Regions from separate parts of the Mus musculus genome. Here region 1 is linked to region 2. A link is a contact called in ENCODE Hi-C or POLR2A ChIA-PET data. All regions are on one chromosome and are shown on one strand. The core of a region is the stretch at or near the end of the contact, and the rest is flanking DNA. Distances in the headings are between cores, read along the strand shown.

Region 1 (4,988 bases), core at 198-2,697, 45 kb before region 2:
ATCATCTGTAATTAGACCTGATGTCCTCTTCTGGTGTGTCTAAAGATAGCTACAGTGTACTTAAATATAATAAATCTTTAAAAAAAAAAAACACCACCAACAGACAAATCTCTTGCTTACATATCTTCCCATTCCAATATTAACATTGACTCTAGGCAGATTTAAGACTACTCTGGGTCTAGGCAGAGGTTGATGGTGGTAGCAGCAGCTAAATTTGAGTGAAGAGGTAGCCCACAGAATGGGAGGATATCTTTGTCAACTGACTGACTGAGGATTAATATCCAGAATATATAAAGAACTCCAAAAACTGTGGCTGACACCTTTAATCTTGGCACCTGGGACGTAGAGGCAAGCAGATCTCCAAATTGGAGACCAGCCTGGTCTTCAGAGTTCCAGGACAGCCAGGGCTACGCAGAGAAGACTTATCTCAAAAAACAAAAAAACAAAACCAAAAACAAAACAAAAAAAAAAAAGACCACTGCTCATCATATCCAAAAGTGACTTCGAAATCCTGAAATGAAACGGAAACGTTCTGCTGTGTGGACAGTGAATGGAAATATTTTATACAGTCTCCACAGATGAGGTACATACCCATCTATCATTCATAAAGCACTGATATATCTGCAAATTGGCTGCAAATGTGGAGAATGTATTTCAATTTTGCATAGACGCTAATTTTAACAAAATATACACATTGCTGTATATCACTAAGAAACACCACTAGACCGGTGTTAATTCAGAATTATCTTTAAACGCATATCATTTTAAATCTTTTCCTGTTTAGCTCTGGTTTCAGTGTGGATACCCTATCTCTGAGCAACTACTAACGTTTTTACTGCAGTATTCCCTAAGTCACTGCAGTGTGCTCCAAATGGTCTCTCAACTCAAAGTCCCAGCAATTCTGTGCCTATCAAGGCCCTACAGTCGCAGACTGTGACAATGAATTCCTGCCAGGCTTCGCGGAGAGGGCAGGTCATTATTAACATCAGCATGTTCTGGGAAAGCATGGCCAGCACTGAAGAAACACCTCCGCCTTTGCACAAAGAGGGAGGAGGAGAGGGGCCGGCACGAGCGGACCGGCTCCTTCCAGCCGCCTTCTTACAAGCCTAGCCCTGAGGTCGCCCTGAGCGCCCCCGATCCTCCAATGACCAGGCCGCCTACAAGAGATGTCCTTGCGGGCAGCCGGAGTCTCCCGCCAGCGCTGAGACCTGAGGGCTCGCGCCCGGCCGGGCGCCAAGGCGAGGCCCCGGACGCCCTTGGAGGTTAATCCGCTGGATCCGGGGCGGCGCTCAAGTGTGACCGACGCGGAGGCAGGTGACTACCGGGCTGGTCTCCCCAGGTGAGCGCCAGGCCCTGGGGGACCGGGAGGGATGGGGGACGCACCTGGCCCGGCCCCGCGGGAACCCGCTACTCACCCAGAGGCAGGACCAGAGACGATGGGAGAGCCGTAGCCCGGCCTCGCACAGGAAAGAAACGCGGCCGGGGAGAGAACGCTTCCGGGGGCTGGAGCCCCGCCCCCCACCGCACGGAGCATGCGCGATCCCTGCCGAGCCGGTGGCGTGCCAGCCAAGGCATGGCGACGCAGTGCGGGGCGAGCTACTTTCCCCAACCTACACCTTAGTACCCGCTGGGCCGATAACATTCAGAAAGGTAGATAGGATGAACAGGGTGCTCCCCAAAGGGCTCTGAGTTCAACTTGAGAGACTCAGAAACTGAATTGGGAAAGACGCTTGACACATGAAATCCCTTGCTACTCTGGAGCTGTACGCAACCCTGACAGAGGAGCCTTTTACAGAAGGCAAAGAAATGCTTCCCTGGTTTGATAAACTTCCACCACCACCACCACCCCCCATCCCCGCAGCAAGTCCTCATGATGCTGCTCAGACGCGCATGGCCTCACCATCTGCCTTTCGGTTTCTAGGGTGAGCTCACCCTCCTCCCCCATCTCTGTACTGATGACACCTGGAGGCGGCGCCTGAGAATCCACTGAACGCTTGAGCAGCCAGGCAGACCAGGGAGGTCTGGCAGTTGGGTCAGAATAGGGCATCTGGTGACAGGTTTTGCATATTGATGACTTTTTTTTTTAACCCCTTCCTCTTGCGAAGTGAGGGACGTGACACCAAGATTCCAAGGAACCGTATCTGAAAGCCAGCCCCTTCTGAATGTATATACACTACTAAGGAACAAGAATAAGTAGACACACTGCCCATAAACAAAAGGAGCATCATCACTTCAAATAAAGGCAGTGGGACTATGAAGGAATAAGACAGACTTCTTAAGACCTTTTTATATTCCTGGAGGAGGCAGTTTGTTTCGCTCTGTTTTCAGGATTATCTTTTAAGGCTAAAGAATTCTACAGCCAAGCTGGGATTGGTGTCACATGCCTGTTTTCCTAGCATTTGGGGTGGCTATGCAAGGAGGATTGCTTTATACCCTGGACCACATAAGTAACACACTGCTTCCTCCCTCTGCTGACAGTTATATTAGTAAATGATGTTGTTAATAGCTGTGGAGAGACACAGCCCAGAAGTGCTGCCAGAGCCTGGAAAGTTCCTTGTTAAAGGACTTTACTGGAGTTCGATAGAAGAACACAATAGATGGAATGAATCAATATTAAAAAGAGTTTGGTTTTTTTGTTTTAATTTTAGACTGGTTTACCCAGCACAGTCTTGAATGGTCCAACAATGGCTGTCCTGGTAGCTTCGCAGTGCTGGAGGTAACATGCCTCAGCAGTCCAACAAGACCACAAGGCTTTAAGGATTCCTGGAGAGCCACGACTAGTCTTTAGTCTGTGGAAGAACCTGGATTCTGATCTCAGTGGATGAGGCCAGAGGCAGCAACATCAACAATGGCAGAAACACTAGGTAACTCACCAGCACGTGACAAAGCAAGCAAACTGAATACAAATCCCTGGGATTCCCTTATGTGTAGGCCAATATCTGGGCTGCCCAAGTTTAGAATGAGCCTATCAGTTAGCCTAGTCAAGAGAATCCCTCACAAGTATTCCTAGTAGCTTCTAGACCTTGTCAGTTCTGTTCGTTGACAGTACCACCATCACTGTCACTGGGTCCTCCCCTCAGGTAAAGTCAGATCCTTGGCTATGCATCATCATGATCAACAACAACAACAACAACACACACAAAGAGTTAAGACAAAGTGGGTTTATTAAGTAAAGATAGGTGATAACACTTCTGGTCTAAGCTTGGGGACATGGGAGGTTTATAAGATAGTACAAATGATCAAGATAAATGTGGCTGCTTCTTTCCTTTCCAGTGGATTGCCTATCTCTGCTGTACCCAATGTTTTAATTTAGGAAATTTCTTGCATCTGGGCCTTAAAAGATCACATTACTGCCAGGTGGTGGTGGCGCATGCCTTTAATTCTAACACTTGGGAAGCAGAGGCAGGCGGATTTCTGAGTTTGAGGCCAGCCTGGTCTACAGAGTGAGTTCCAGGCCAGCCTGGTCTACAGAGTGAGTTCCAGGACAGCCAGAGCTACACAGAGAAACCCTGTCTCGAAAAAAAAAAAAAAAAATCAAATTACTGCCCAAAGGACACTCCATCCTACCACAAGGACAATTGACCAACTGTGTCCATAGCAACTTTGCTCATCAGAGCCAGAAACTGGAAACAAACTAGATGTCTCTCAACATTAGAATGGATAAAGAAAATGTGGTACAGGCTGGAGAGATGGCTCAGCCTTTAGGAGCACTGACTGCTCTAACAGAGGTCCTGAGTTCAATTCCCAGTACCCACATGGTGGCTCACAACCATCTGTAATGCTGTAATGGGATCCGATGCCATCTTCTATAGTGTCTGAGGACAGTGACTGTGTACTCACATACATAAAATAAATAAAATCTTAAAAAAAGAAAATGTGGTACATTTACACAATGAAGTATTACTGAGCTGTTTGAAAAATGACACCATGGAATTTGCAGGCATATGGATGGAACTAGGAAAAAAAAAATTATCCTGAGTGAGCTAACCCAGACCCAGGAAGACAAACATGGTATGTACTCACTTATAAGCAGGAATTACCTGTTTGTAAAAGATAACCATGCTATAATCCACAGGCCCAGAGAGGCAAGGTGATAAGCAGAGATCAGGGGGTTGGGTCCCATGCATCTACCTGGAAAGGTAAAATAGATTCTGTGAACAGACTGGGGGAAGGAGAGGATGAGAACAGGAAGGATCAGACGGGGGGGGGGGGGGGGGGGTGGGAGGCGGTACTGGGAGAGATAACTGGAATTTGGGGGCAACTAGCAGTGTGATACAGAAACCTACTGCAGTGGAAACTCCCTGGAATCTACGAGGGTGATCCTAGTGAAGACTCCTGGTAATGGGGGACCCAGAGCCTAAACCAGCCATCTTCTGTAACCTGGTAGTGGTACTGGGACACCAACACAGTCACAAAACCTTCAACTTACAATTTGTCCTGCCCTGAAACACATTCTAGGAGAATGGTGGTGTAGAACATGTGGGAGTGGCCAACTTGCCACCCATGTCACCACAAGATGGAGCTCAAGCCTAACAACTGCCCGCAGATGGCCAGGAACCAGAGGCTGGACAGCCCAGAGACCTAGGATAGAACCAAAGCCAGACTGGCAAAAAAAGAAGAGGAAGAGAAGGAGGAGGAGGAGACGACGACCAAAAACACATCTCTGAGATAGTTCCTAATGATATTCTGCATGTTCATAGATTACTAACTAACTCAATTACCATCAGAGAGGCTTCATCCAGCAACTGATGGGAGCAGATGCAGAGACCCACAGCAAATATTAAGCAGAGCTCAGGGAAATCCCAGAAGGGATGGGGCAAGGATCATAGGAAACAGAGGGGTTGAGGATACCATGAGAGCATGGCCCACAGAATCAACTAGGCAGGGCTCATAGGGACTAAGAGAGACTGAAGTGACAAACATGGATGCTGTATGGGTCTGAGCTAGGTCCTATGCATATATGTTATAGCTATGTAACTTGGCATTCT
Region 2 (5,028 bases), core at 134-2,633:
AGAGAGGGGTGGCGGGGGCACGTGCTTGGATGTGGCTGCTTGTGTAACCAGCTCCCCAGGCGCTCGGCCCCGACAGCGCTCCTGCGGACGGCTCGTGGATGCTATTCTCTGCTCCGATCCGGCAAGAGAGGGGTCCAGCAGACCACACGGGAGAAGGAGGCGGGGGCGATCACCTAATAGAGCAGAGGGGACCAAGCTCCTGCCCCAGGAGCACACAGATAGGGGAATGGGAATTTGGAAAGTTCCCCAACTAGGACCACACGTGACCTCCTCCTGAAAGTAGTTCCGACCGCGGCTCATGTATCCTTCCACCTCGCCTTTGAGCCCTCCCAGGCCTGCTCGCCCCGCCCACTCGCTGGCTGCAGCTTCCGAACGTCCCATACTCCACACCCGGGCTCAGTAACCGGGTCCTCGAACATGCAAGGTCCGACAGGGTCAGAACCTGGCCATCGCGATCCAATTCTGCCGGGTTTTCATAGCGGCCACGAAGTGGGGATTGGGGGTGGGGGCTTAGCTCTTTGAAGACTGAGCTTGGCTGTGATCCGGTAGACCCACCGCTGCGGGGAGCTGCGGGTCTCATCACCGGGCGGTGGAGGGGTGTGTGTGAGGTGCACTCTATTCACGGAGACCCACTTTGTCCAACCAGGGGTGTCCTTTGGGCCCTGGAAACTCAGGGGAGATGTGAATGTACACGCCCCGTATGCACAATCATCATGCTTGGCTGGGAGCGTTCATCTTTCGGGCAAATGAACCCAGCTGCCTGGGAAGCAAGAGGCGGGGCAGGGAACCGGAGCCCGATGAGGTGACCCACGCGGGAGACACAATAGGGGTTGTTCTTTGTGCAAAGACTGACACCTTGAGGACACCGTGAGGGGGAGAGGTGTGTTATCTAGGTAAAGACTGTCGCCGACAAATCCTAGCGAAGCACTGCAATCTGACCACAGCGCAGGGCAGGGAATGAAAGCCGTTCCGAAGAAACGCAGGGACAGACGCAGGAAGGATAATCCTGCCCCTGAGGCTCCCGGAGCACCGACCAAGGCGGTCAGCTAGTGCGATCCACCTGTGAGCGGTCAGCGATTGTGCTCAGCGCACCCTCACTCGGCCCCAGCCTGTTGTACCTTTGCCGGGTCTCTCTGCGCTGAGGCCAAAGCCGGCGTAGCTCCGGGAGCGAGCCGCGGACACACTGGGCATGCTCCGCGGCGTTCCCCGCCCCTGTCCCTTCCGACGCCCCGCCCCGCCCCGCCCCGTCCCCGGCTCAGCGCCCGCCTCCCGCCCGCCTCCCGCCTCCCCTCCGGCTTTCCGAGGCGCCCTGCTCTCCCGGCGGGGCGGCGGAGGGGGCGGGCTGGCCGGCGCACGGTGATGTGGCGGGACTCTTTGTGCACTGCGGCAGGATACGCGCTTGGGCGTCGGGACGCGGCTGCGCTCAGCTCTCTCCTCTCGGAAGCTGCAGCCATGATGGAAGTTTGAGAGTTGAGCCGCTGTGAGGCCAGGCCCGGCGCAGGCGAGGGAGATGAGAGACGGCGGCGGCCACGGCCCAGAGCCCCTCTCAGCGCCTGTGAGCAGCCGCGGGGGCAGCGCCCTCGGGGAGCCGGCCGGGCGGCGGCGGCGGCAGCGGCGGCGGGCCTCGCCTCCTCGTCGTCTGTTCTAACCGGGCAGCTTCTGAGCAGCTTCGGAGAGAGACGGTGGAAGAAGCCGTGGGCTCGAGCGGGAGCCGGCGCAGGCTCGGCGGCTGCACCTCCCGCTCCTGGAGCGGGGGGGAGAAGCGGCGGCGGCGGCCGCGGCTCCGGGGAGGGGGTCGGAGTCGCCTGTCACCATTGCCAGGGCTGGGAACGCCGGAGAGTTGCTCTCTCCCCTTCTCCTGCCTCCAACACGGCGGCGGCGGCGGCGGCACGTCCAGGGACCCGGGCCGGTGTTAAGCCTCCCGTCCGCCGCCGCCGCACCCCCCCTGGCCCGGGCTCCGGAGGCCGCCGGAGGAGGCAGCCGCTGCGAGGATTATCCGTCTTCTCCCCATTCCGCTGCCTCGGCTGCCAGGCCTCTGGCTGCTGAGGAGAAGCAGGCCCAGTCTCTGCAACCATCCAGCAGCCGCCGCAGCAGCCATTACCCGGCTGCGGTCCAGGGCCAAGCGGCAGCAGAGCGAGGGGCATCAGCGACCGCCAAGTCCAGAGCCATTTCCATCCTGCAGAAGAAGCCTCGCCACCAGCAGCTTCTGCCATCTCTCTCCTCCTTTTTCTTCAGCCACAGGCTCCCAGACATGACAGCCATCATCAAAGAGATCGTTAGCAGAAACAAAAGGAGATATCAAGAGGATGGATTCGACTTAGACTTGACCTGTATCCATTTCTGCGGCTGTTCCTCTTTGCTTTTCTGTCACTCTGATAACGTGGGAGTAGACGGATGCGAAAAATTTCTGTAGTTGGGGTGACTATAACGTTTAATTCTGGGCGCATTTCTAGATCGTGCATATTGTGTCTCTTCCAGTGTATTCAACCTAGGGAGTGTTCGGCTAGACGGAACTCATGCCTCCTTGCAAGTGTCAAGGCACGGATTGTTTTCTTGTCGAGCTCTGTGGTCTCTTCTTAAAATCTATTGTCCGGTAATACAGAGTACTGTACACTGGATTAGCGAGCTCGTCAATCCAGCCTTCTAAATGAACTAAAAAAAAAAAAAAAAATAGACGCTTTGGGTTGTGCATATTTCGATTAGATCGTGACTTGGGCCCTAGATCTAGGGTGTAGATGAGATTAAAATGAAAGTCCGTGCTGCACGTAGGCATGTTGCCTCAGAATCTTGCAGTGATTGTTTTTAGTTTCCTGGGTTGCATTGGAAGATTTTTCTGAAATGTGACTTGTGGACTGATTTGCATAACTTTATAAGCATAGTCATCGTCAGCATGGACGGTGCACATTTGAGGGTAGAAGTAGTTTTGTGTGTTTAAACCGACGTAATTACAAATTTGGAGCCTGCATTTGGAAGTTTTGTAGTTTAAAATCAATAGTGCCAGAATATATATCATTGGAGCTTTTAATAGAACTTTGTTAAATTAGACTTTCTTTCCTGATGAGATGTGGGATAGGATATGAAATTTGCATTTCAGTGGTATGTTCCATTCATTTGACCTCGCCACACTTGATAGAATGGAGATCGAATAGTTTTTGATCCCAGATGATGATGTCTGTGAGTCCAGGGATGCTTGCTGTGTGTGGCAAATGACTGCAGAGGTTAAACTCAGTTCTCACATGAAATTTAAGTAGTAGCGTGAATTCGCTGCTCATATTTTTTGTTTCAGGTGCTCTGACTCGTTGGCTTATCAGTGGGTTTTAGCCTGATTTGTGCAGAACGTCAAGTATAATTTAGCCCGCTAATATCCAGACAAACTGGCAGGAATGGATCACTGGCTCCAGATTGTAGGTATGCTAGCTCTCTGCATGCAGTAATTTACTGAGTCAGCTTGTTGAATAAGACAGAAACCCAAGAATTTTAACGTTGTATAGTTCTGATTGTCTAAAAGTTAGGCCTTTGTACTTCAAAAGTTCGTGGTTTAAAGCATTTATCTTTGCAGTTTCAGGTATGGTGCTGGTTATGATCAGGGGTAGGAAAGAGAGCCCTCCTCTTTTGCAGAGTGGGAAGTGTTGACAGAAATTGAGAGCTTTGGGGAGGCCAGTGTGCAAGGTGTGCGAAAACACAAGTTGCAGGTCTGAAGTGACTGAGCCTTTAAATGATTGGGCCTTTTGGTACAACCCAAAATTTTGTTATGTGACTTGTAGCATTGAACAGTATTTAGTTAAAATTATGTAATTTTATAATTGGTGGTAAGGTATTCTTTGTAAAAATTATTTTTTAGTTAATATTAGTAGACATTTTCTTAAGGTGGAAGGGCAGCAGCAACTTGTCTATACATGTCCTGCTAATAGATCACTATGGAGAACTTTGTTTATTAATTAATTTATTATTTTTTTTGAAGAAATATTTTCATTTGGAAGAGGTTTGATGGATTACATTAGTGGCATATAAAATGCATAGCTAATTTTGATTGAGTTTTTTGTTCTGACATGAAGATGAAACTCTCACTGAAGAGCTGGCTTCACACAGGCTAATTTTCTTTCGAGCTAAAAATACAGTTTGAAAGGAATCTTTAATTTCCGAGTTTGCGTTAATTGAGAAGCTTTACTCAGGATGAACTTGACCAAAAGATAATTGGTGAGCATTCTGAGTTGTCACTTGCTTCAAGGCAGTTTACTGTTGGTGTGAATTAATGTTAATAATCTCGATCTAGAAGGAATTAGTCAGGTATCTATTTAATTAAAAAAAAAAAAACATTCAAAGAAAAGTCTAGAATGCCTGGTAGGCAGACTTCTTGTAGAGTCCAAAGTACACTTCTGCTTTGCCTTCCTTTCCCCAAAGGACTTCAAGATTATTTTGTAAATTTTTTTTTTTTGTCTGAGCAGTGACGTGATTGCAGTTCCTTATTTGATTTCATACTGCATGGGCTTCTGCACGTGCAGTTTATGTGGCTGAAGAAATCCAAAGCTCTCCCTTTAGTTATGGTATGCGTAGAAAGCAGCATCAAATACTGCATCAAATGACTAATAACAAACTCTTAATTTCTAGAGCTGTGGTTTGATGGAGCCAAATGTTGATGTGAGAACGAGTCAGGAGGGGAAAAAGTCAGCGAGCCTTGCTCTTCTGAGAGGTGTGCGCCCCTTAGTTCTGAGAAGCTAGGGAGAGGGCTTGCTTGGTTCCTCATCAGGGTTTTCTGTGTTTGGGGCAGGGATTAAAATGGTCATTGAAGATTTGTGCTGGTCAGTGTTGGCAATGAGGTTGGCCAAGTTAAATTTCATTATGAAAGTAGTAAGTTGAATATTTTCATTTGCTGAAGGCACAATTGAATTACTGTAGGAATGTGTTGGTTGGAAATTATTATTTTTTTTTTAATATATAAAACTCTGAAGTCTTTTTTTTTTTAAAGATTTATTTATTTTTATTTATACAAGCACGCTGTAGCTCTCTTCAGATACAAAAGAAGAGGGC

The links. A loop is a pair of places that touch in the nucleus more often than their neighbours do. ChIA-PET counts read pairs that join two places held with the same protein, here RNA polymerase II (POLR2A).
Region 1: a map of gastrocnemius shows a loop between it and region 2 (8-fold over the local background). The contact joins the promoter of Atad1 here to the promoter of Pten in region 2. A Hi-C loop is called at or near these places in 28 of 37 maps with a recorded cell type or tissue (CH12.LX, ES-E14, Patski and 11 more). POLR2A ChIA-PET finds 5 or more read pairs at or near these places in 4 of 5 experiments (Patski and embryonic stem cell).

The regions. Positions count from the first base shown.
Region 1 is chr19:32,710,851-32,715,838 of GRCm38, forward strand. It overlaps Atad1 (ATPase family, AAA domain containing 1), which reads right to left and starts at 1,448. Exons shown (of 10, transcript NM_026487.3): 1 at 1,416-1,448.
Region 2 is chr19:32,756,194-32,761,221 of GRCm38, forward strand. It overlaps Pten (phosphatase and tensin homolog), which reads left to right and starts at 1,384. Exons shown (of 9, transcript NM_008960.2): 1 at 1,384-2,330. The coding sequence starts at 2,252. It also overlaps the pseudogene Gm36566.